2 separate regions of the Homo sapiens genome follow, and region 2 is linked to region 1. The links are chromatin contacts, found by Hi-C or POLR2A ChIA-PET in ENCODE. All regions are on one chromosome and are shown on one strand. Each heading gives the region's core, a stretch centred on a gene start or an enhancer-like site at or near the end of the contact. The rest is flanking DNA. Distances are from core to core; before and after follow the strand shown.

What was found. A loop is a pair of places that touch in the nucleus more often than their neighbours do. ChIA-PET counts read pairs that join two places held with the same protein, here RNA polymerase II (POLR2A). Pooled maps may share reads with other maps.
Region 2: POLR2A ChIA-PET joins it to region 1 with 14 read pairs in activated CD4-positive, alpha-beta T cell. The contact joins the promoter of WAKMAR2 here to the enhancer-like site in region 1. A Hi-C loop is called at or near these places in 2 of 50 pooled maps. POLR2A ChIA-PET finds 5 or more read pairs at or near these places in 2 of 52 experiments (activated CD4-positive, alpha-beta T cell and activated T-cell).

What each region holds. Positions count from the first base shown.
Region 1 is chr6:136,769,578-136,776,955 of GRCh38, reverse strand. All of the region lies in intron 1 of MAP3K5 (mitogen-activated protein kinase kinase kinase 5), which reads left to right. Among named protein-coding and RNA genes, the nearest start is that of MAP3K5-AS2, 11 kb to the left of the region's middle. RefSeq lists a silencer at 3,611-3,905. Within about 2 kb of position 4,103, at least 13 of the 41 ENCODE cell types and tissues checked have a DNase peak (open chromatin) inside an H3K27ac peak, as active enhancers do.
Region 2 is chr6:137,864,823-137,872,200 of GRCh38, reverse strand. It overlaps WAKMAR2 (wound and keratinocyte migration associated lncRNA 2), which reads left to right and starts at 3,968. Exons shown (of 4, transcript NR_049793.1): 1 at 3,968-4,559; 2 at 5,317-5,618; 3 at 6,881-7,042. It overlaps TNFAIP3 (TNF alpha induced protein 3), which reads right to left and starts at 4,942. Exons shown (of 9, transcript NM_001270508.2): 1 at 4,659-4,942; 2 at 679-988. The coding sequence starts at 973. RefSeq lists enhancers at 1,078-1,197, 5,266-5,405 and silencers at 4,396-4,495, 4,636-4,805, 5,046-5,185.

The sequences.
Region 1 (7,378 bases), core at 2,854-5,353:
AACTCATTTAGCCATTAAATATGACATATGAGTGGGTTACCCAAGGACCGATCCTGCCGTGATGATTAGAATGTCATTTTGCAGATCTGCGTTGTCTGTATTTCCAAAGTCTAAAAGTAAGGGCTGTCAGCATTAAGAAATCTTTGCAGTCACTTACAATTTTGACTTGATTACCATTTAACTTACAGGACCATTGTGTTAGTCTTACCAATCCGTTCAGCATATATTCAAATAAAGGGCAACAGAGGGCAGGCAAAAGGGAGACAACTCCAAGCTAAAGAATTTGTCGGTGTTGGAGGTTTGAGCTTAAGTAACCTTCCAGGAGTATTACGGTTAAATTTATAACATCCTCACCTGTGGCTCATTTGGTGCCCATTTGTGAAATCTTTAAGAAGATTAAACCTTAATAGCAGCCAGGTGCAGTGGCTCATGCCTATAATCCCAGCACTTTGGGAGGCAGAAGCTGGTGGATCGCTTGAGCACAAGAGTTCAAGACTAGAATGGGCAACGTGGTGAGACCTCTTCTTTACAAAAAATATAAAAATTTGCTGGTTGTGGTGGTACACACCTGTAGTCCCAGCTACTCAGGAGGCTGAGGTGGGAGGATCACTTTGAGCCAGAGAGGCAGAGGCTGCAGTGAGCCATAATTGCGCCACTGCACTCCAGCCTGGGTGACAGCAATGTCCTGTCTCAAAAATAAATAAATAAATAAAAAATAAAAGACAACCCCAAAACCATAATAGCATACAAGTGACACTCTTCTACTTTAGACGAATCGTGTATACACTTGGAACTAAAATTAAGATATTGATGTATCTCCTTGGTTTACCTGAAGAGACATTTTCACTGCTGGGTGAAATATACATAAGTAATGAGAAAGTACAGCCTCACAATTTCCAAGCTTCATAGAACTCAGGACTCTCCACTTAGTGTAGGTTTTATTAACGAAATAGGTTTTTATCATGTTAAATAATGAACACTCTTCTTGATGGATAATCTCTTGATTATTCAGGATTGGATCTTCTTATCATTACCTGTTTGCAGGCAAGTTAACTTCTAATTTGAAGTAGCCCAAGAAGGGCCAGATCTCATCTTCAAGTGATCCCAGAAGGGAATGCATTGTACACACAAAAGCTGTTGCCACCGTGTTGTGACATCGCTTGAGAATTTTCAAGCAAAATTGCACTGTGGTATTTGTATATTGCCATGCCTTAGTTTTCCCAGGCCACAACTATTTAATAGGCTTGTATGTTCCTCTAAAAACATCATTAGACACATTGGACTAAGTTTGCAGGAGTGGATGTATGAAGCAATCATGATTTTTCTGTTTTCACACTGTATGTTCTTTGGGTTATTCTCCATGGTTTATTATCAGGGGAGTTAGGTGCATGTTACCCAAAGAGTTCTGTGCCAGAGGATATGCCACATTTAATATGAGGAGGTTTTCTGAGAGCATAGAAGAAGAAAAAGGCTATGACAGGAGAATTCGAGACTCTCATCTGCTTTCAGTTTTCAGTTACCTGGTCTACGTGCCGAAAGCCTAATTTGAGACCTGGACTAGGTTACAAGCTTCTAATGACTTAATATTTAGTCTATGAGAATTATTTTTTCAAGACTTGTCATTGTCCCATTTAGCCACAGCAAAAAGTATTACCCAACTTTTGAGCCATAATCTATACCTAATATGTGGTCACCAGGTAAATTTCTTCCTGAATCCAGCACATTGCCTAGTTGCTTATAAGCTTGACCTTAGCATTCTTTTTCTTTTAAGGTATGAATAATCTTGGAACTATTTATCCTTCTATTTTTATTCTCTAAGATCTGAATTTTTTTTTAATTCATATTTCTGTTAGCAGCCCTATCTATTCCCTCTTGAAATGACCTCTGAAGGCTGTTAAATAAATTTTGATTTGCTTTAAGGATTCAGTATTCAAATCATGCTTGATTCTTTGGGAGATATAAAGAAAGCTGTTGCTCCATAGGTCTTGCATCATACGTGATATGACTAAGAAGGAACAACTGAAAAAGTCAAGTCCAATTTACACAATAATGAAAAACCTTTTGTTAGAAACATCTGACAAACAAGGAGCAGTTTCTGGTTTTTTAAAGAATCATTAGAATATAGTTCCATGTCTCTTTTTCTGTCTTGTTAACCCTGCACCTCTAGTACCTAATGGAGTGCTTGGCACTTGATACAGATTGATTGATTGAATGAATATCACACTTTCCCCCCAGTGGTGTTTTAGTTATTGGTTTTGATGTCTGCTTTTTCTGCTTAAGTGTGAGTTAATGACAAAGATCACATTTTATGGTTCTTGACATGCCCCAGGTCTTCTGTATCAGTGTGTGACCTGTAGATGACACTTAATGATGTTTGTAGAATACAATTCAATGATGTCATCCCTTTCCTGGAGCGGCTCACAGTCTGGTAAGGGAGACCAGCCTATGAACGTATTATATATATTGTGCTAATTGTTTGTTGTTGTTGTTTTTTAAAAAATTTGAGACTGAGTCACTCTGTCACCCAGGCTGGAGTGCAGTGGTGCGATCACAGCTCACTGCAGCCGTAACCTCCTTGGGCTCAGGCGATCCTCCCACTTCAGCCTTCTGAGTAGCTGGGATCACAGGTGTGTGCCACCATGCTGGCTAATTTTTTAATTCTTTTTTTGTAGAGATGGGGTTTTGCCATGTTGCCTAGGCTGGTGCTAATTGTTATACTAGAGGTTTATGTAAGGTTCTTTGAGAGCACAAATCATGGAGGATTCTTCAGGAGGAGAAGGAAGTGTGGAGGAGGTTGGCTAAGACATTGGACAGGAGGTGACATTTGAACTGGGTTTTGAAGGATAATGATGAAAGCTAACATTTATTGAGCACTTAACATGTGCCAGGCATTTTATAATAAATCATGGAAAAAATGAGTCTCTCCATAAGGAAGGGGTAGGATAAAGAGAAGGCCTATGATAGAACTAAGGAAACACTGGCATTTAAAGATGGACGGCGGGGCATGGTGACTCATGCCTGTAATGTAATCCCAGCACTTTGGGAGGCTGAGGCAGGCAGATCACCTGATGTTTGAGACCAGGTGTTTGAGACCAGCCTGGCCAACGTGGAGAAACCCCATCTTTACTAAAAATAGAAAAATTAGCTGGGTGTGGTGGCACCCGCCTGTGGTCCCAGTTACTTGGGAGGCTTAGGCATGAGAATCACTTGAACCCAGGAGGCAGAGGCTGCAGTGAGCTGAGATCGTACCACTGCACTCCAGCCTGGGTGAAACAGCCAGACTCTGTCTCAGAAAACAACCAACGAACCAACCAACAACAACAACAACAAAAAATGGGCAAAGGAAGGCATCATCTAGTGAGAAAGGGAAGATGGTAAGATGGCACAACAGATGAGAGAAAGTTCAGAGAGGGAGAGAGAGAAGGGATTAGCTCTAAAAGCAATGCAAAGAGGGCTTGTCCGAAGGTCAGTGAAGTTGAATGTTTCAGAGAAATAACTGGACTTGGAGATCAGAAAACCCCTGATAACTTTGCCAGAGCAGTTTCAGGAAAGCAGGTGGTGGTAGATGTCAGGTACGGTGACTTGACTGATTTCTGGAGAACAACAGAAGGCATGTAACAGGGAGTGTTATTTAAAGAAATGTGTTCACGAGGAAAGCAGAGAGAAGGCAGTCTCTGGAAGCGGTGCAGGCTACTCCCAAGGTAAGGCACGTGGCCTGGCTGCTGGTATTCATGCCTCAGATGGGATGAGGTCAGTAGGCCTTTGTGGGCTCAGGTGTTATTTAACAGGGTTTCCATGGGAATGTGGAAGGCAAATTCCCAACCACTTTCTTATGAGAATAACTTCTGGAGCATGACCCTTTGTAAATGTACTTGTTTTCTTGCTAATTTTAATTGACTGAAAATAGAGTTGTTTTTCCTTCCGAGAATCTCTTAACTTAGAGAAATTTGAATTCACACTGATACAGCTTAAGTTGAGAATTCTTGACTGGCTTGAACCCAATTTACAGAGGTGTAGGACTTCTTCAGGAAGGGAAAGTGCCCATCTCTCAGGCCAGTTAAGTCTTCCATGCATCTGTCCCCAATGGCCAGATTTCACAGGCTTTTGAAAGCTCAAGAATAGGAACTGGAACCTGAAACGCCTTTCTTGTTTTCTCAACCACTTGAAACACTTAATTGCTCATAATGCTGGCTGCATAACAGTGAACATGATTCATTTTTAAAAATGAGATTTATTTTGCTCAGTTTGCCACCTTACTTTGTAAACTTACAGTGGAAACAGTTAACATTTTTTCAAAACTCGGCTTGATTTTTAGGTTTTCTTCATCTTAAGCTTCCTAACCCCTCCTCAGTGGAGGGCTGCTGTCAGTAGATTACTGAAGTAAACCCTGGATTAACCTGCATTGTCTCACTACTGTATGTGCATTCATTCATTTTCATTGTCTGTTCATTCATTTCAAAAAGAAGCCCCCCGCCACTGCCCCCAACCATCCTTTTCTGAATTATTTTACTGCACATCTTGGAATGAACTCCCTTCTGCCTTATCTGTATACAGAGAGGTGCACAGTATTGACTGCTGTTTCTGATGATATCTTCTACAGGGTCTTCTGTGCCATGCTTACCACAGTAGGGTAGGAAGGAACACATTTGCATAGAAACATTTCATATACTTAATATGCTAGAGAATTACTTTACTAGGGACTAAGGTCTCCCCCCCCCTCAAAATAATGGGAGACCACAGGCTGGGTGTGGTGGCTCACGCCTGTAATCCCAGGACTTTGGGAGGCCGAGGGGCGCAGATCACCTGAGGTTGGGAGTTCGAGACCAGCCTGGCCAACATGGTAAACCCCCCCCCCCCATTTCTACTAAAAAATACAAAAATTAATTGGGCGTGGTGGCACACGCCTGTAGTCCCAGCTAGTTGGGAGGCTGAGGCAGGAGAATCGCTTGAACCTGGGAAGCAGAGGTTGCAGTGAGCCACTGCACTCCAGCCTGAGTGATGGAGCAAGACTGTGTCTCAAAAAATAAAAAAAAAATAAAAAGGGAGACCATTATAAAGCCAAATATTTTGAAAACCTATTTTGAAAATCAGCTCTCAGGTTGGAAACATGGATTTTCAAAAAAGAACATATTTTAAAATATCGGGTTGTTGAGATAGAGCTGCTGCAGGGTAGGCGAGACCCAAAGTGGAGCTTAGCCCATGAGGGTTCTTGGCTTTGCCCAGGAAAGAATTCAAGGGCAAGCCAGAGGTAGAAGAAAACAGCTTTATTGAAGAGGCAGTGTTACAGCTCTGTGACTGCTTCTTCAGAGCACGCCTACCCAGTAGGCAGAGAGTAGTAGCTCAGGGCAGCTTTGCAGTCATATTTATACCTACTTTTAATTGCATGCAGATTAAGGGGTTGTTTTTGCAGAAATTTCTCAGGAAAGGGTAGTAACTTTTGGGTCACTAGGTCATTGCCATGGAAAGGGGTGGTAACTCCCTGGTATTGCTATGGCAACAGTAAATTGACATGGCACACTGGTGGGCATGTCATTTTGTTGTTGACAGCTGCTTCTGCTCTGGCTTTGTTTTAGCTAGTCCTCAATCTGGTCCGGTGTCCAAGCCCCACCTCTGGAGTCAAGTCCTGACTTCTACCTCAGTACAGAGTGCTTTTTGATGACAGCAATAATAATGATAATAATAATAATGAGATTAGTGTAGTAAGTTGTCTGTTTGCAGTAGGGGGAAATCAGCTAGGTTTCATTCCTTTGGTTCATGTGAAATGAAGAAAATGCCTTTTTGAGTATCGGATGACTCCCTAATTCATATTTGTAGCCCAGACCTCAGAGCTGTAGGTTAAGCATCTGCTCTACTCTCCATACCTGCTGGCTGGCCCACAGGAGCCTCAAACGTACTTTCATACAGAAATTGGTTTCCATGTCTAGTTCCTAACATCACATTAAATGACATCTAGTGTTTAAAACCAGAAATGTGCTTTAGATTCCTTTAATATAATAAGGAGTTGTATACATATTAAGAATATTATCCCTTTGTTTTTAAAAATTTATTATATTTTTCCTCAGTTTTATGTTTATGATAATTTTTGTGTGAATTCCTGACAGATTTTTTAATTAGTCAAAATTATCCCTTTTAAGTGCAGATTCTTGCTTCATACATATATCCGAGAAGTATTCATTTGTGTTTTATTTCATTATTTTGAGAGACAAAGTCTTGCTGTGTTGCCCAGGCTGGAGTACAGTGGTGCCTTCATAGCTCACTGCGGCCTCGAATTTCTGGGCTCAGGCAATCCTTCTGCCTCAACCTTCCAAAGTACTGGGATTACAGGCGTGAGCCACTGCATCTGGCCTATATTTTATTCTATAAAGTTTAATATATTTTATTTTTACACTTGACTCTTACCTCCATTTTGAATTTATTTTGTTGTATGATATAGGAAAAGTAATACGTCTGTATTGAAATGTACTATGATTGATGAGAAGAAACAATTTTTGGGCTAAGTGAAATTTATAAACTTAACATTTCTTTAAATAACACATAGTATTTGGTCATGGCATGGTCTGAAATATATCAGTTATTTGTATGAAAAATCTTTTCCCTTGCTTTTAAGGATTATACTGAAGATAATTTAACCTTTTCTACTTTGCCCAGAATTGCTATTATAAACAGTGCACTGTTCTGTATGTATTGTATTATACTGTAATATAATTTGTGAAAGGGGCTTAGAGTTCCCTTTTACCATATGCCTCAGTCCATCCATTAGGGGAGAGATGCCCCAACATGGTCTCAAAAAAATAAACATGGTCTCTGTCTCAAAAAATAAAAATAAATAAAAATAAAAAGGGAGGCCATTATAAAGCCAAATATTTTGAAACCTATTTTGAACATGGTCTCCCCTTCCATTGCAGGAAGAGGCAAACTGAGTAGCAGTCTTTTAGTCACTGTTAGTGTAGCATAGGACTTACTGATGTATATAGTAGCTGTCTATTTTAAACTTCACCTTTTCCTTCCTTCCTCCCACTGTCTCTTTTTCTCTTCCTCCTTCCCTCCCTCCCTTTCTCCTTCCTTTCCCTTCCCTTCTCTCCACTTCCACTTCCCCTTCCCCTCCCTCCCTCCCTCCCTCCCTTCCCTCCCTCCCTCCCGTCCCCTCCCTCCCTCCCTCCCTTCCTTCCTTCCTTCCTTCCTTCCTTCCTTCCTTCCTTCCTTCCTTCCTTCCTTCCCTTCCTCCCTTCCTTCAGTGCACATTGGTTGGGTCAGCCTTGTGTGCCAGTGCCAGACGTTAGGGATAAAAAGTGAATGTGATATGGAGCCTGCCCATTGAATACTCAGTGCTGGTGGGCTTCCCTCTTCCCTCTCCTATTTGTTTTTCTGTTTACTGTTA
Region 2 (7,378 bases), core at 2,719-5,218, 1.1 Mb before region 1:
AGTGGTAAAGGCCATTGGCAGAACAGCACAGACAGGAAGGAATTCAGTGACTAAGAACCCCTAAAAATAATGAAGGTGAAGTCTAAAATTCATGCTAAAAATCTCAGCTATCTGTCTATTTCACCTTGCAGGGCATAGGCAATAGAACCTAGGTCAGAGAGGAGGAGGAGACAAAAGAAGTTCTTCATGTCTTCAACAGCCATTCACTGGTTAACCCATAAAATGCTACCAATTCAAGAAGTGTAAGAACATCACAAGCATTTTCTAATGACAGTGGGAAACAAATGTACTACCAGTTTTCACACCATTCTTTCCTTTTGAACTTAAAGGCTTTTAACATTTCCATTACGGGCCAGAGAAGGGTATTTTACAGATGATTAGACATTTGCAAGAATTAGAAAGAAATCACCTAATGGAGGTATGGTGTTTACAAATGCATTCTCCAAGCCTCAATGTGCTCTGCAATATACACAATCAGAAAATATCCTTAATAAATAGATTCACAAAACAAGTCTGCTATTATCACATACCCCGAATAGAGATTCTATATAAAGGTCTCAATACTAAATCTCAAGATTGATTTGAGTTTGGGCTTGTCCTATTAAAGCTTCATGAATGGGGATCCAGCAGGCGGGAGCTATCACCCAGGCAAAAGAAACACAACAGAACAAGTCTTACCGTTCGTTTTCAGCGCCACAAGCTTCCGGACTTCTCGACACCAGTTGAGTTTCTTCTGGCTTTCCAGGGTGGCCTGGATGTTTCTGTCGATGAGGGCTTTGTGGATGATCTCCCGAAACTGAGGACAAAACTGGCAAGTTCTGAACATTTCCAGTGTGTATCGGTGCATGGTTTTAAAATGATGAATGATCCCATTAGTAGGTTTAAAAATGTCTTCTGGAGTTCTCTCCCGTATCTTCACAGCTTTCCGCATATTGCTCAAATACAAAGCCTGAGGAAGGACTTGTTCAGCCATTGTGCTCTCCAACACCTGAAAAGGAAAGGAAAAAAAAAAAGCCATTCTATTAGCCTGACTTTAATACGACTCCTCTATAGCTGCCTGCAGGAAACCCCAGTGTTTGATCTTGTCATTACCCTGATCTGTAGGCAAAAGATCTTAGCACCTCTACTCCCGGGATACTAGCTGGCCCCAGAGATTAACTCACACTGGACTGTTTTAAGTTACATCACTTTAAAAGATTAGCCTAAACAAGAGAAGGAAGGCAGAGAGTGGGTACTGAGGAGGAGGGGAATAACCCGTGTTTTCAGTAATGTTTGTCAGGGAGCCAACCCTGTCTGTCAGCAACAGGTACTGCTCCTCAAAACCAACTTAAGCTCCCGTTTCATTCTGAGGCCACCCTGAACAGCACTGGATTTGGGGAGTACTGGATGCCAGTTAAGGGCTCAAAGTAGCCCTGACAAGTCTGTAGCTCCTCCCCTCAGACCACCACCAAGCACTCCTGCTCTTGGGCAAACTCTTGAGTTATCACTCCCTCCCTATGCTGGAAGGACAGTAAAATACTTTATGAAAAATCTTGCAATTTTATGCTGTCACTTAGGCTGCTGGTTGGTGTTTCCTCTTTAGCCCCAAAGAGAAGTATTTATAAAGTGTTTAATCATGAAGTTTATTCTGATGTTTATAAAGAGTTAAAACCGAATGTTTTCTAATCAATAAAAAAGTCCATTTCCAGCAAGATGCTTTGCAATTTTAAGAGCAGTCAGCATTCCTTCAGAACCTCCGCACCGGACTTCATATCAGAATAAGAAACAGACTAACAATAGGCTAGGCATGGTGGCTCATGCCTTTAATCCTGGCACTTTGGGAGGTCGAGGGAGGAGGATCACTTAAGCTCAGGAGTTTGAGACTAGCCTGGGCAACACGGTGAGACCTAGGTCTCTACGAAAACAAAAAATGAAAAACCGCAAAATAATAATAGAACAATAAATTCTATACTTCTAAGAACAGATATTGGAGCTCAATCATTTTAACTCAACTGCCAATGAAATTTTATCATCACCCTCCAGGTACCAACACAGAGGCAAGTCTGCCTGGCTTTTCACCCTGAAATCTTTAAGCATAATCAACTAGTAGAAGGAATGAAAATCTAGAAGTAGACAAGGAAAGAAGTTTCCACCAGGAGGCCACTCTGGCAAATGAAGGAGGAAAGGTGGCAAAGACCAGCATCTACAACCCATGCCAACAGCGCAGGATGATGCAAATTAACATGATGTAGGATCTCTCCAGTGTGGAACACTGTAAAAAGCCAGCTGTGATTTACTAGCCCTTAGTAGGGTGTCTGGCCACACTTCCTAATTTCCAAGAAGATGAAGAAGTTTTCAGAGCACAAAGACATTCCCTAGGAAATTTCACAGTGATTGTTAATTCCATTCCTGCAACATCTTATTTGCCAGGGCAACTTTCCAGTTAATAAAAATGTTAAACCTATGGAAGAGGGAGGAGAAGAAACCTAGATTTTAGGGTAGCTACTTCTGTGTGGGTCTAGACTCTCAACACCATTGATAAGGTGTTGAGATAATTCTTGTGGCCCACTCAAAGGAGAGAGGTTGGACTAGATGACCCATGGTTTCTCCTGAGGAGTTTTCTGGTGATAGTTTTAGATTGGGATTCTTAATCTGATTGCTGGGAAAGGCATAGTGGGAGTCATTCTCTGGATCAGATGGTGCTCTCTTTTGATGTCAGACGTCCTCTACAGGTGGAATTGGGCAAAATCATAGCAGGATAAAAATAACACATATACCTTTCCTTTGTGGCACAGCAAAAGTCTCTTTCACAATATCATCTATCCGTCCGTCCGTCCGTCCGTCCATCCATCCATCCATCCATCCATCCATCCATCCATCCATCTATCCATCCATCCACCCATCCACCCAACAAGCACTACCTGACCACCTACTGAAGGCCAATCACCATGCTTGATGATGGGACTAAAAGTCAAAGATGACCTTATTCCCTTCCCTGAAATTACACTACCACCTTAGTCTGCAGCTAAGGCAATGGAGTTACAGGTACTGCTCAGATCCCACAGCCATTCAGGGGCAAAGTTTTGCCTAGGAGCCAGGTCTTTCAATACCTGCCCCTTGCAATCCCACAACACCAAACCTGTGGCTACAGTGCCTGCCACAATCAGATGGAAAGAGATGGGCAGTAGGAAGATTTTAAACAAATGAGGTGTTATCTCTTTTTGCTTGCCTGACTCTTTTATTTTTCTCTTCTGAATCTAAAGATTTTTCACCAAAGATCTAAAATAGTGAGAGCTGTAAACCATAGGCAAGACATGCAAATGTCAATATCGGATACGCCAGTGTGATCTCATTGGTAGGGTTAGCCTTGCACAGCCTGTAAAACTGCCTCCTTAGAAATCAAAACCCACTGCCCAGATTTCCAGGTCTTGGACCACTCTACGCTTAAGATTAAAGAACAAATGTTTCAGATACGTTATAAGTGGCAAACAATGCAATATTACCCTTAACTTTTTTTTTTTTAACATTTGTTACCTCACTGTCTTATTTAAAGGTAGTTTCTCAACTTTTGTCACTAGGATTCCACAGAACTTCTCCGTTACTCAAACTCTTCTCCCCCTTGTTTTATTTTTCCACTCTGGGCAGACATTTTTGTCTGCATTGTGGAAATTGATGAATTATTTATCAACAAATACCTCATCCAAATTTGGGGATGTGCCTCTCCAAAAAATCAAAAATAGTACAAAGAATTGAAAAAAAAATCAAAGCAGCACCTTAAACAATGAGAATGAAGCATTCATTGGCTGCTCAATAATCTGGTACATTAAGGTTGCGGTCCAGAAGTCCCTTTAATTAACAATGGTTCTGCCAAAATGCTACCCTGAGACACTTGACCAGACTGGCTTTCCAAGGCAAGAAGATCTGAGGCGAGGAGAACCGAAAACAAAGCGGGCTCAAAAAGAGTTAAGCTCCTTCCTTACTTAATGCCACTGCTTTTCTGAGAGGCCAGGTGGCAGGATGTGGGACGACTCCAGCTGACAAAGACAGTCTAACCGTGGGGTAGGGGCTGGAGCAGGGGCCAGCGACCCACGTCTACATGCATACTTCTCTTACACTGCTGCTACTGGAAAAGCTGAACCCCGCGCCAGGACCCCAGCCCCCTGCAAGGACCCGTGAGCGTCTGGGAAGCTGTCTCTGGGACTGAAGCCCCCCACCTCCGCCGGGCTGGCGGCCACTGCGGTACCCTACGCCCCGTCGGGCTGGTCCTGCACAATTTGGGAAAAAGCCGCAGCGCTTCTGCAAGGTCTACGTGGCCATGAGCATGCAACGCTTGGCTCCAAAAAAGACACGAAAGGAGCAAAGCGCCAACGACCACCCGATCGGAGGGCCCGAGGGGCGCCTCTTCACCAGTCAGCTGCAGCTTAAGTTCCGTGCATTATCTGAAAGGAACAGCTGGCTGGAGGTATCCAGGGCTGTCACTCCAACCTCTGCAGCAGTGACCTCAACTCCCAGCACTTCAAAACCCAGACAGAAACGTCCAACAAACTCCCAGTCCAGGAGCGCTGCAAAACCAACGCCAGGTAGACGGTGCCAGCCCGGGGGTCGCTGCCCAACATGCACCCGCAGCCCTTGACTGCGGTGAGCCCGAGGCAGACGGCACGGGGAGGCGCGGCGGTTACCTCTCCGGGAGGCGCGGCGGTTACCTCTCCGGGAGGCGCGGCGGTTACCTCTCCGGGCCCCGCGATCCTTTCGCAAAGTCCCAAGTCCTGGTCAAGGCAGGAGCGCGCCGCAGGCGGGGGTCGGGGCAGGGACCGGGCGGAGGCGACGCTCCATGGACGCCTGGGGTCGGGCTCGCTCGCTGGCAGGGTCGGCTGGGGGTGTGATCTCTCTTGGCGGCCGCTCTCACCGCTCCGCCCCCGCGGGCTCCAAGCTCGCTTGGCCCGCCACGAAGACTGCAGACTGCGCAGTCTGCTTTGCCCCGTTTCAGTTGTATGCGGGTTGTAGGCCCGGGGATTTCCACGGGACTTTCCAAAGTCACGTGACTCTCTGGGTCGGGCTGCGAAGTGCGTCCAGCCGGCCGCCAGAGGGCGCAGGGGGCGAGGGGCGCGCGCGGCCTCCGCCCGACCGGGCCTGCGGGCCCCGCCCCGCCCCCTTTCCCTGCCCCGCCCCGCTGCCCCGCCCCGCCCGGTCCCTGCAGGCGCCCGGAGAAACTCCCTCGCCCCGCCCCGGGGTGTCCCCGCGTGAGTCACCTGGGCATTTCGGAAGCTGGGGTCACGTCACATCCATGTGGAAATCGCGGTGATGGGAACTGGAAATGAAATAGGTTCTTTTTCGCAGTTGTTTTTCTGCAGAAAATCATCAACTGTGGAGAAGAAGAAGGGAAATAAGAAAGAAAGAAAACCCTAAAAACCACCCTGGCGCCCGGGCCCGCAGGCCTCGGGCCGGCTCTGAAAAGTTTGGGCTGTGCACGTGATGAGCGCGTAGGCGGGAGCCCCAGACAGGACCCGGGCGGGCATTTCGAGAAAAAGCAGCGGTGACAGCCTTTGGTCCCCATCTCCATTGTTCCTGCCAGCTCTGGACCCCAGGCTGCATGAGACGTAGGTCCCAGGGGACACCCGACCCCGTGGCCCCAGTCTTAGGTAAACTTAGGAATCAGAACAACACTCACCCCTATGCCGCGCTTGCTCCATTTCCCCTTGTCTATTTCTGCTCACCAAGCATCCAGCTGACATTGCATTCAAAGCAGCATTTCAGCTTAGAAATCGCTTCTAGTCCATCACGGTGCTTGCCATGTGTCTCCAAGGCTTTATTAGGTGTGTTTTTAGTTGTCCTGATAATCAGTTCACCCCAGGGTGCTGATGGCTGATAATACTGGCGCTTCCCTCCCTACCCCCATGCGTTGCACAGGGAGGGTGAGTCATGTGGAGATGGATGCAGCCCCCTGGGCAGTGGGGGTGCAGGTGCTGTGCAGGGAGGAGTCTTAGGGCGTTTTTACTGTCTTACTGCCCTCTAAGCACGGGACCCTTTGGATCATTTACTAGATTGGCTAAACTAGAACCGGATGGAAATATTCTGTACTATGGTCCCCTTAATTACATTTAAGAATACTTGTCAGGCCATATATCACAGGTTTTTAATTAGAAAAGTATCCTCCTCTCGCCAGTAAGGACTTGCAGAGATGGGGGTGGGGGCTGGATGGAGGGTGGCACTTTTTTGGCAAAAAGAAGTTTGGAGCAGAGTGTCACTAGTGGCCTCTCTGAAGACTGGTCCTCGTCTTTTAAAACCGATGGCTGGAATTTCTTCCAGTTCCAAACCTCTTGTTATTTGTCCTCTCTTCTTGTTCACAAATGTGCTATCAACATTCAAACAATGGATAGTCAGCTATCCATTGTAAATGGACCTTGCTGGAGTCCAGGGCTAGCAGAAATGACAGGGTCTAAAATGACATTTATCAAGTACTTGCTATATGCTTATATATGCTTTTTATATGAAGGTTAAGAAGCTTGAGGCATTTGCCCAGTTTCCACAACCAAAAGGGGCAGAGTCGCCAGTGGCATTAAGCCTGTGTTACTCCAAAGCCCATAATGACCAGTCTTACTAGACCATTCCTCTCAGGAAAGATCCTGTGAGACAGGTACTCTTTTGGTGTCCTGTCTCCCAGCCTCTCAAAACAGCCAAACACGGACCTTAGACAGAATGCGGCTTCAGAGGTAGAAGGGTCTTGGTTTCACCTTCAGGAAACCTCCTGGGTTTCAGTTGAGCTGGCAGAAGAAGATCATGTATCTGAAAGACCCTGCATGGAATGTTAATCCTCACACCACTCTCCTGCTGGTGCTCCTTTGTAAACAGAGTTGGCCTGTTTCCTCTCATCTCTGGCTCCATGACTTCAATCCTCCTGCAGCTTCCACTGCCCCTATCTGGCTCATGTCTTGCTGTCTGGTGTCATGAACTGGGAGTGCAGTAAAGAGGAGTGACAAGCCTGAGGGGCCACGTTCATACCTGCCACTGCCAACTGTCCTGATGTAACTGCTTTGTCATCTTGCCTGCCAGGATTTGTGACAAGGTAATAGCAGTCAGATGCAGGAGTGGTCTATAGCCCTGGATTATGTTCGAACTCCACTTTCCATGATTCTACTGCTGGGCTTGTGAATTGCCACTCCCACCACCAGGCGGTCTTTACTGTCCTTTCCACCTTCTAAATCAGCGCTGTGTTGGGCTGTACCCTTGCCTTTTCCCCTTCTATTATGTAACACATGGACAAGACCAATGACAATTTTCTTGGTGAATCAGAAGGAAAGAAAAGAAGAGAAGGAGAGAGTATAGATGGAATGCCTTCTTATGAAAAAAAGGAGAAATACAATTTGGGGAGATTTGTTGAATAAGTTGAAACCAAAGAGAT